Regions from separate parts of the Homo sapiens genome. Here region 1 is linked to region 2. Evidence: read pairs that join two places in POLR2A ChIA-PET (ENCODE). Cell type or tissue: MCF 10A. All regions are shown on one strand. Region 1 overlaps COL17A1 (collagen type XVII alpha 1 chain). Region 2 overlaps CFAP43 (cilia and flagella associated protein 43).

What was found. ChIA-PET counts read pairs that join two places held together with the same protein. Peaks named below come from ENCODE experiments on the same cell type or tissue, not always from the same donor. Only the 100,000 strongest peaks of a DNase experiment are listed, where the experiment ranks them.
Region 1: POLR2A ChIA-PET joins it to region 2 with 5 read pairs; 2 of 35 experiments call an interaction of 5 or more read pairs at or near these places.

What each region holds. Positions count from the first base shown.
Region 1 is chr10:104,075,109-104,079,108 of GRCh38, reverse strand. It overlaps COL17A1 (collagen type XVII alpha 1 chain), which reads left to right. Exons shown (of 56, transcript NM_000494.4): 3 at 523-567; 4 at 1,583-1,687; 5 at 2,680-2,808. Among named protein-coding and RNA genes, the nearest start is that of COL17A1, 8.8 kb to the left of the region's middle. In MCF 10A, no CTCF peak of the experiment used is centred here; a DNase peak (open chromatin) is centred at 2,158.
Region 2 is chr10:104,202,905-104,206,904 of GRCh38, reverse strand. It overlaps CFAP43 (cilia and flagella associated protein 43), which reads left to right. Exons shown (of 38, transcript NM_025145.7): 7 at 875-942; 8 at 3,102-3,233. Among named protein-coding and RNA genes, the nearest start is that of MIR609, 14 kb to the left of the region's middle. In MCF 10A, no CTCF peak of the experiment used is centred here; no DNase peak of the experiment used is centred here.

The DNA of each region.
Region 1 (4,000 bases), 130 kb after region 2:
CTTCCCACAACTCCCCACATTCAGGGGTTGCCCTGAAGACATTAGAACGAAACATAATGTTCTTAAACACCTCCAAATTCATGAAGAAGTACACAGTGAAGTCAGCTAGGGTGTTGGTCTCAGCTGAACTGAGAGACCATGGGGAAGGAGAAATGCAGAGAAACGGAGTGACTTGAGACAAGAGGGCCTGGTCCTCCTTCAACCTCAGACCAGGCCTGGACTGGATCTAATTGTCCAAGGAGAGACATCAACAGCAAAACAACTCATGTTTCAAACGCAGTGCATAACTTCTTTTGGCTCCAAAGAGATATAAACTTATTTTCCAAGCATATGAAACCCATTGTTGTTGCTCATATCTTTTTGCACAGTGGGTCAGATCACACACCTTAAAGCACAAGGATAGAAAAATCAATGTCGAACCTAATTTAATATGCTTAGCCTGTGACAGAGCTTAGACCTTGCCAAGATCCAGAGGTGTCAGTGCATTACATAAGAACTCATCTTTTCTTTGTCTTTTTCTAGTTGTCACTGAAACAGTAACCACAAGACTTACATCCTTACCACCAAGTAAGTAACTACCTCAATAGCTTTCTTTTCAGTAGGTCACATTTGAAGGGCCCCACACCTGTAACCTTTTCCATGGGAGCTCCAAAATTTTTGACATCTTTTTTAACAGCTATATTGACATTAATTTCTATACAACAGAATTCGCCAGTTTGAAGTGTATAATTCAGTGATTGCTAGTATATTTACCAAGTTATGCAGCCATGGTTACAGTCCAATTTTAGAAGATTTCCATGGCTCCACAAAAAGAAGTGACCATTAGCAGTCATTCCTCATTCTCCCTCCTCTCTCCTCAGCCCCTGGAAACCACAAATCTACTGTCTCTGTAGATTTGCCTATTCCAGATGCTAAAATATTGGATATCTGATCTAACCTGAACAAGGATTGGGGGCTACCAGTCAAGCTTCTGGTTGAGGCTACTTTTTTTTCCAGGAGCTCCTATCACTCCTGTAATATTGATCTGAGCCCAAAAGCTACCCCCTGCCCCCGCCTCCAGGGAGCCTAGTTCCCTGGGGATGGGGAGAGCCCACCCACCAGCAGGTGAAGTCGGAGCAGTGATGGGCTGCCAGGTGGAACACCAGCAACACAGAGCTGCCACACGCCCCTCCAGCACTTCTAGTGGCTGCCATGCCTGGGCACTGACCAGGCACTCAGAAAAAGCAAGCCCAACCAGGTCCTGGACTCAAGGAGCTTTCATCGCTCAGCCTTTTCTACTATTTAAAATTTCCTAATATGCAACTTGCTATATTCCACCCAGGAGACTTTTCTTTTAAATCAGGTGGAATACTCACTCTAGATATTTGTATAAAACAAAACAAAACAAAACAAAACAAAACAAAACAAAAAACCAACGAAACTGGAGCATGGCAGCTTGCATCTTATAATGTAGGTGGGAAAGGAACCCCAAACTAAGAAGGTCCTGGTGAAAAACCAGGGAAGCCTTCCACAGGGTGGGGGACCAGGGGATCCTCTGGCCTGACTCCACCCTGAAATTATCACCTGCTTTTGTTCCTGGCAGAAGGCGGGACCAGCAATGGCTATGCTAAAACAGCCTCTCTTGGTGGAGGGAGCCGGCTGGAGAAACAAAGCCTGACTCATGGCAGCAGCGGCTACATAAACTCAAGTGAGTGCCCACTAGTGCAAGAGGTCAGGGAAGAATGGGTGACAAAGAGAGAGACACCAAGAAAGTCCTACACAGGACACAGGGCAGACACAATTTTGAATCAGTGCACAAAAGGGACAATTACAATCACCTGTCATCCATTCCAAATCCCCCTGAGAGTTATCTAAATAACACACAGCTATTGGGCAGCAGGGCTGGAGACCGGGGGTGCAAATTATAAATCATCAGCATTTGAAGCCTACTTAAAATCAGATCCATTTTCATTAAGTCCACAATATAAATAACTATCATTAATTAAGACTTCATGGGTAGGTAGCTATTTCCTCACTAAATCACTCCCTTTAAGCCATCTCTTTAGAGAACAATGTGCACGCCTGAGGGTTTACAATTTGAATTAACAACGAAAGAAACTTAACGATTGGGTTACTGTGCTAAGGGAAGCTGGTGACATGTGATCCCATGCTGTGCAAGATTCCACTGGGCAAGCATCCAACACAGGCCCATTGTTCCCAGTGAAGCACTCTTTCAAACTAAAACAAAACAAAGCAAAGCAAGGCAAAAACAAAACAAAAACAAGAAGCACCCAGATAGCCCCTGAAGCCATTTAAAATACTTGGAAGTAAGACTAAAAAGGAAGCCCCAAGACATTAGAACAGCCAGGTTGACCAAAAGAAACACCTGCCCTTACCTGTTGAGGCACACTTCCACGCTGGATTATATTCTAGTCCATCCAAGCAGTGTCTACAAGAAAAATCCTGCCAAATCCTTTCCATTTCCATGCATGGTAACCATGCACAGGAAGGACGTTCCCAGGCAATAATTCCACCTTTCCATTTGTGAACAGCTGGGGGAATGCTGAGGTGGCCCCTTTCAGCTGTGCCCTCCCGAAGACCCTCCCTGAGTGTACTTGGTTAATATAGCTGGGTCACAGTAGCCATTTGGTTCACCTCTCTGCTGAAGCACTGAGAACTTATGCTTTTTCCCTCTTGCAGCTGGAAGCACACGAGGCCATGCCTCCACCTCTAGTTACAGGAGGGCTCACTCACCTGCCTCCACTCTGCCCAACTCCCCAGGCTCAACCTTTGAAAGGAAAACTCACGTTACCCGCCATGCGTATGAAGGTATCAGTCCCACTAACCATACAAGAGAACCATTCTCTTCCCCAAGCAACTTCACTCATTCTTTGAAGATTTACATGCTGGCCACCTGTGTCTGCCCTTCACCTTTCTCCCCACTCCTCCTTCATTTCTTTTATGGACTTCCATTACTTGAAGACTTCATTCATTCATTCACTACCTCATTTATTTATTCATTCACCCATTTAGTTACTTTTCCAACTAGTATTTTATCCAGTACCTGCTATGCGTTTAACACTGTGTAGAATGCCTTGACGAATGCTTAAATGAATCAGACATAGATCTTGTCTTCAGGACCTGTAGTCTAATAGACAAGTTAAGATGACAGATAAAATACAATTGTATAAAGTAGATGGAGATTATCACTTTAAGCTGAGGAAATCGGGGAAAATTCTATGGAGGAGGGGACATCTGAGCGAGGTCCTCATGACGAGTAAGAGTTTGATACCCAAAGATGGAGAGATGGGACTGTCCAAGCTGTGGGAGCAGCAGCATAAGCAAAGACAGCCAGGAGAGCCCAGGGCTTAAGTCGGAAATTCAGTGGTACTTACGTGCAAAAGGTTTGAGGGACTCAGATTCAGTGCTAGGATAAGATGTTTAGACTTTATTCCATATGCAATGGGAAGCCACAGAGAGTTTTTAGCAAAACAATCATATTTTAGGTCCAGGACTGGAACTCTGGAAGCCATGTGTTGGAAAAATTGGTGAGAAAGAGACTAAACACAGTGACAAGTTAAAAAGAAATCCTCGGTCATCCAGAGAAGGGACATTTTGGCTGGGACCAGGTTGGTAATGATGGAGGTCAGGAGCTAGAAGTGAAAGTTATCACTGAGGTGGAATTGACAGGTTTGGCAATTGATTAAATGTAAGGAGAAGGCTTCACACACAGGTTGGGTTCTTGGTGGTGCCAACAACTGAAACAGGGAATTAGATGGATGACTCCACTTGATGAATCCAGCTAATTCATCCTGAAGCACAGCCACTTGCCCAGCTCTCTGGCGAGGGTAGCAAGCAGGCAGTGGGTGATGCAGGATTTGAGTTCAGGGAAGAAGTCAGGGCCCAGATACCCAGGTGGAAGCCATTCGCAAAGAGGTGTTAGAGGAAGTCAGAAGACTAAAGGAGTTTGCCAAGAAAGAGAGTATAAAAGTTGAAGGAAGCAAAGGAAGGTAAAGCGGAG
Region 2 (4,000 bases):
ACCACACCCTGCCATATTGCTCAGCTAGAATTTGAAAGATAACCTGATCTATTCTGCCCTAGATATAGTGTCTATTCCTGACCCTATCAGCTGTGGCCATGGTTGGGCCTGGGCCACAGGAGCCACTGTCCACTCATTGAGCAGTAGATGTAGACCCTGGGAGGAGGGGGCCTTGCCAAGACAAGCTCCTCAAACCTGTCCAAAGCACTCTCTATTTCAATTGCTCTTACTATTTCACACCTTGATTTCTGTAACAACTTTAGGATGGACTTCACTGACCTTAATCTACATCTGACCCAATCTATGCAGTTTATCTCTGTCAAATTGCCTCTTTGAAGGCCACTTTTAACACCCAGCTCAAGAACTGCTCTGCCTTGATTTCACGCTCTCCCTAATCTGATCCTACCTACTCCATTAATATTATTTCCAACTATGCCCTGGTATGAGTTTTCTGAGCCAGTCATTTATTTTCACCATTTCACAGACATGCCTCTAGCCCATTCCCTTGGCACTTACTGTCTCTGAATCTGCCAATGCCCAGCTCAAATACCACCCCCTCCAGCAAGTTTTCCCCATTGCATTGTCCCTCATCTGCCTTTTTTCCTATTCTCTGACTCACTTTCCCTGTAAAACTGAGGCCATGAGGTTTCACTTCCCTCCCAACTCCCTTTCTCTCTTCCCTTTACTCCTACTATACCCTCCAGCCTTGCTCCTCTCTCTAATCTAGCATCTATGTTAGTTACATAGATCTGATGATAGAGAATTCAAAAACAACTTATAAGATTTACATCAGTAAAAGTAGCTTTTATTATTCATTGTTACATTGTACTTTTAATTACGTCACCTGCTTTACCTTGTTTTTCTTTTCCAGAAGACAGAAGAAATTTTATCAGTCCAGTAACCTTGGTATATCAGAAGGAGGGCGTGCTGGCTTCTGGAATTGTAATGTATTCTTTTTTTCAAATTAATTGGTTTAAAGAAAATTCACAATTCCCATTTGTTGCCATTTACTATTATGAGCCATATTTTAGGATGTCAGATCTGTCACATTATTAATTAAAATGGTTTCCTCTTTGGGTACTATTAAAAAGGATTTATTATGAATAGCTTCAAATCTATACAAAATAGAGGGGACGATATAATGAACTACCATATATTACTGCAAACAAACACAAATAGAATTTAAAAATCCATTGCCCTTCCGCAATGAAAAAATACCTAATATCTGTAACCCAATTCCATGCTCATTTCTACACTTAATGTATTAGCTTATCAGACACGAATTTGGAATCCTTTGTCTAAGCTGCAGCTTAGACTCTTGTGAATGCCCATTTAACTTACATGTATCATAATGTTATTGTTGATATTCGAATCAGTATTAATAGCCTCCATTTACTTGGTGCTTGCTTTGTGCCAGGCACCAAGCTAAGTACTTTACTTGTATTATCTTATAGGTCCTTACAACAACCTTATCAAATAGAAACTATTGACATCCTCCTTTTACAGACAAGGAATCTAATCTCACAGAGTTCACCAGCAAGTAATTGGAAGAGTTAGGGCTTGAACATAGGTGTATCAAACTCCAAAGTCTTTGCTGTCATTTATTAGAACTCAGCCTCAGTAAGTAATAAAAGGGGTCAGACCATATTTTTCTTTTTCTTTTCTTTTCTTTTTTTTTTTTTTTTTTTTTTTGAGACGGAGTCTCGCTCTGTCTCCCAGGCTGGAGTACAGTGGCGCGATCTCGGCTCACTGCAAGCTCCAACTCCTGGGTTCACGCCATTCTCCTGCCTCAGCCTCCCGAGTAGCTGGGACTACAGGTGCACACCACCACGCCCTGCTAATTATTGTATTTTTAGTAGAGACGGGGTTTCACCGTGTTATGCAGGATGGTCTTGATCTCCTGACCTCATGATCCGCCCGCCTGGGCCTCCCAAAATGCTGGGATTACAGGCGTGAGCCACTGCGCCCGGCCCAGACCATGTTTTTCCATGCCATTGTAATCAATGTAAACAATGCTAAGGTGTGGAACTGACCTACACTAAAACATAGGTCTAGTTGTAACTATCCCAGATGTTAGCATAGTCCATTTCACTGCCACAGATGACATCTCCAGGACCTTGAGGGTAGCTAGGCAGTGACATCAGGGTGAGAGACATTTTACCCTCAGGAAGCCATCTGGAGCACATACACCTACACTTAGCTCCCCCAACCTTGCAGTGGACTATCCCCTCCTCCTCCTCCATTTAGTCAGCATTTGTGCCTTTTATGACTCTTGTCCTCTTCAAGACCACCCTTGATGTTTGTTTAACCCCCTTTAAAGTAACTATTATAGCATTTGCTCTGGTGAGTGATGGAGAATGGAGATGAGCTCAAAAAAAGCACCTTGCCTGCTTTCCCTTCCAGGGCCCAAGCATTTGAAACCAGCCATCTAAAGTCCCCATGCTTAGTTATAACAGATCTAATCTAGAAAATGATAAATAAATTTCCTCAGAGTGTTTTCACTATTGTAAAAATAACTCAAATTCCTCTTGAGAATAATAAAATTAACCTAAATCTATTCACAACCAGCCAACCAACCAACCCGTTTCTATTGGATACTTGCCATGTTCTACTACTGTGTGAGGAACAGAAAAAGAGGATCCGAAGGGAATAAAAGGCACACTGCCTACCCTTGGGTCATTTAGGGAGATAAGAAATGCACATAATAATGATTAAAGAGCATACAGGAGGGCTAGTGTCCTTTGAAGGAAAGAAACTGCTATACACAAGCCACACAAACTCTACTTCATTTTTCCTACCTCCTGTGCAGTGAAGAATGTAGTAAGAAGAGGGATACTAGAGAAACTCAAAAAAAGGGGAGGTCAGTAAAATTTTAGGTAATTGAAAAATGCATCACAAAAGAGATCAGACTGAAGCTTGACCAGGGAACATAGTTAAAAGTTGTCTAAATAAAGATGAGAGGACAGTGCATCTATGCAAACATAGATGATGATTCCAAATAAGCAGTAGAAGTAATCAATAAGCCTTAGCTTGTCTGATGAGGCAAGTATACTATGCATTGACTAAGACTGATTTTCTATGTTTATCTCACTCATCTCTAGGATGGCTTTGTGTATTCTTTTATTATTAAAGATAGAAGTTACATGATCGAGGATTTTCTTGAGATTGAAAGACCTGTAGAACATATGACATTTTCTCCCAATTATACAGTGTTGCTGATTCAAACAGACAAGGTATGTTGGATGGTAATTTCTTGATATGTGATTTTCAGATAGTATTATTATCATCATTACATGACAGGAATGAGGAGCAGAGTATGCTGCACAGTGGTACTCTACTTGTCAAGACTCTAGGTTGTAAATGAAAAAATACCCAATTTAAAAGGCCTAAATTACAAAGAGCTATTGGTTTATTTTTGTGCATGTAACTGAAAGGGCAAGGAGTGAATCTGAATAAAAGAGCTACCATGATGCCACCAAGCCTTGTTTTTTTCCATCTCTTGGCTCTGTTTCCTCTCTGCTGCCTCCATTTCCATGCAGACTCTCCGCTTATGGTGTTAACAGTTATATGTAGCTCTAGATTATATTTCTGCCTGCTTGATGTCCCTGGTGGAAAGATACCAGCTAGAAAAAAAATCTTGGAATCTAGACTCATTGGACTGACTGAATCACGTGTCTACCCCGGGTCAATCACTTGCACCATAGGAATCCTAAACTCTGATTGGCCAGGCCTAAGTCAAATGCATAGCCTTGGATGCTGGGTAGAGTCAACCCACTTAAATGAGAACTGAGATTGGGGCATAGGTTGTTCTCCAAAGAAAATGTGTGTTCTATAAGAGAAGAAGAAAAATGAATTATTGCAAGATTAAAACAAACATTTACTTCAATTATACTGCTAGGAAGATTCCTAATTAATGGAATGATCTTCAGACATCAAGATTAGCAGATATTTATATTGTTAGACAATCATTTTAGATGAATTGCAAACAAAATTCAATGAC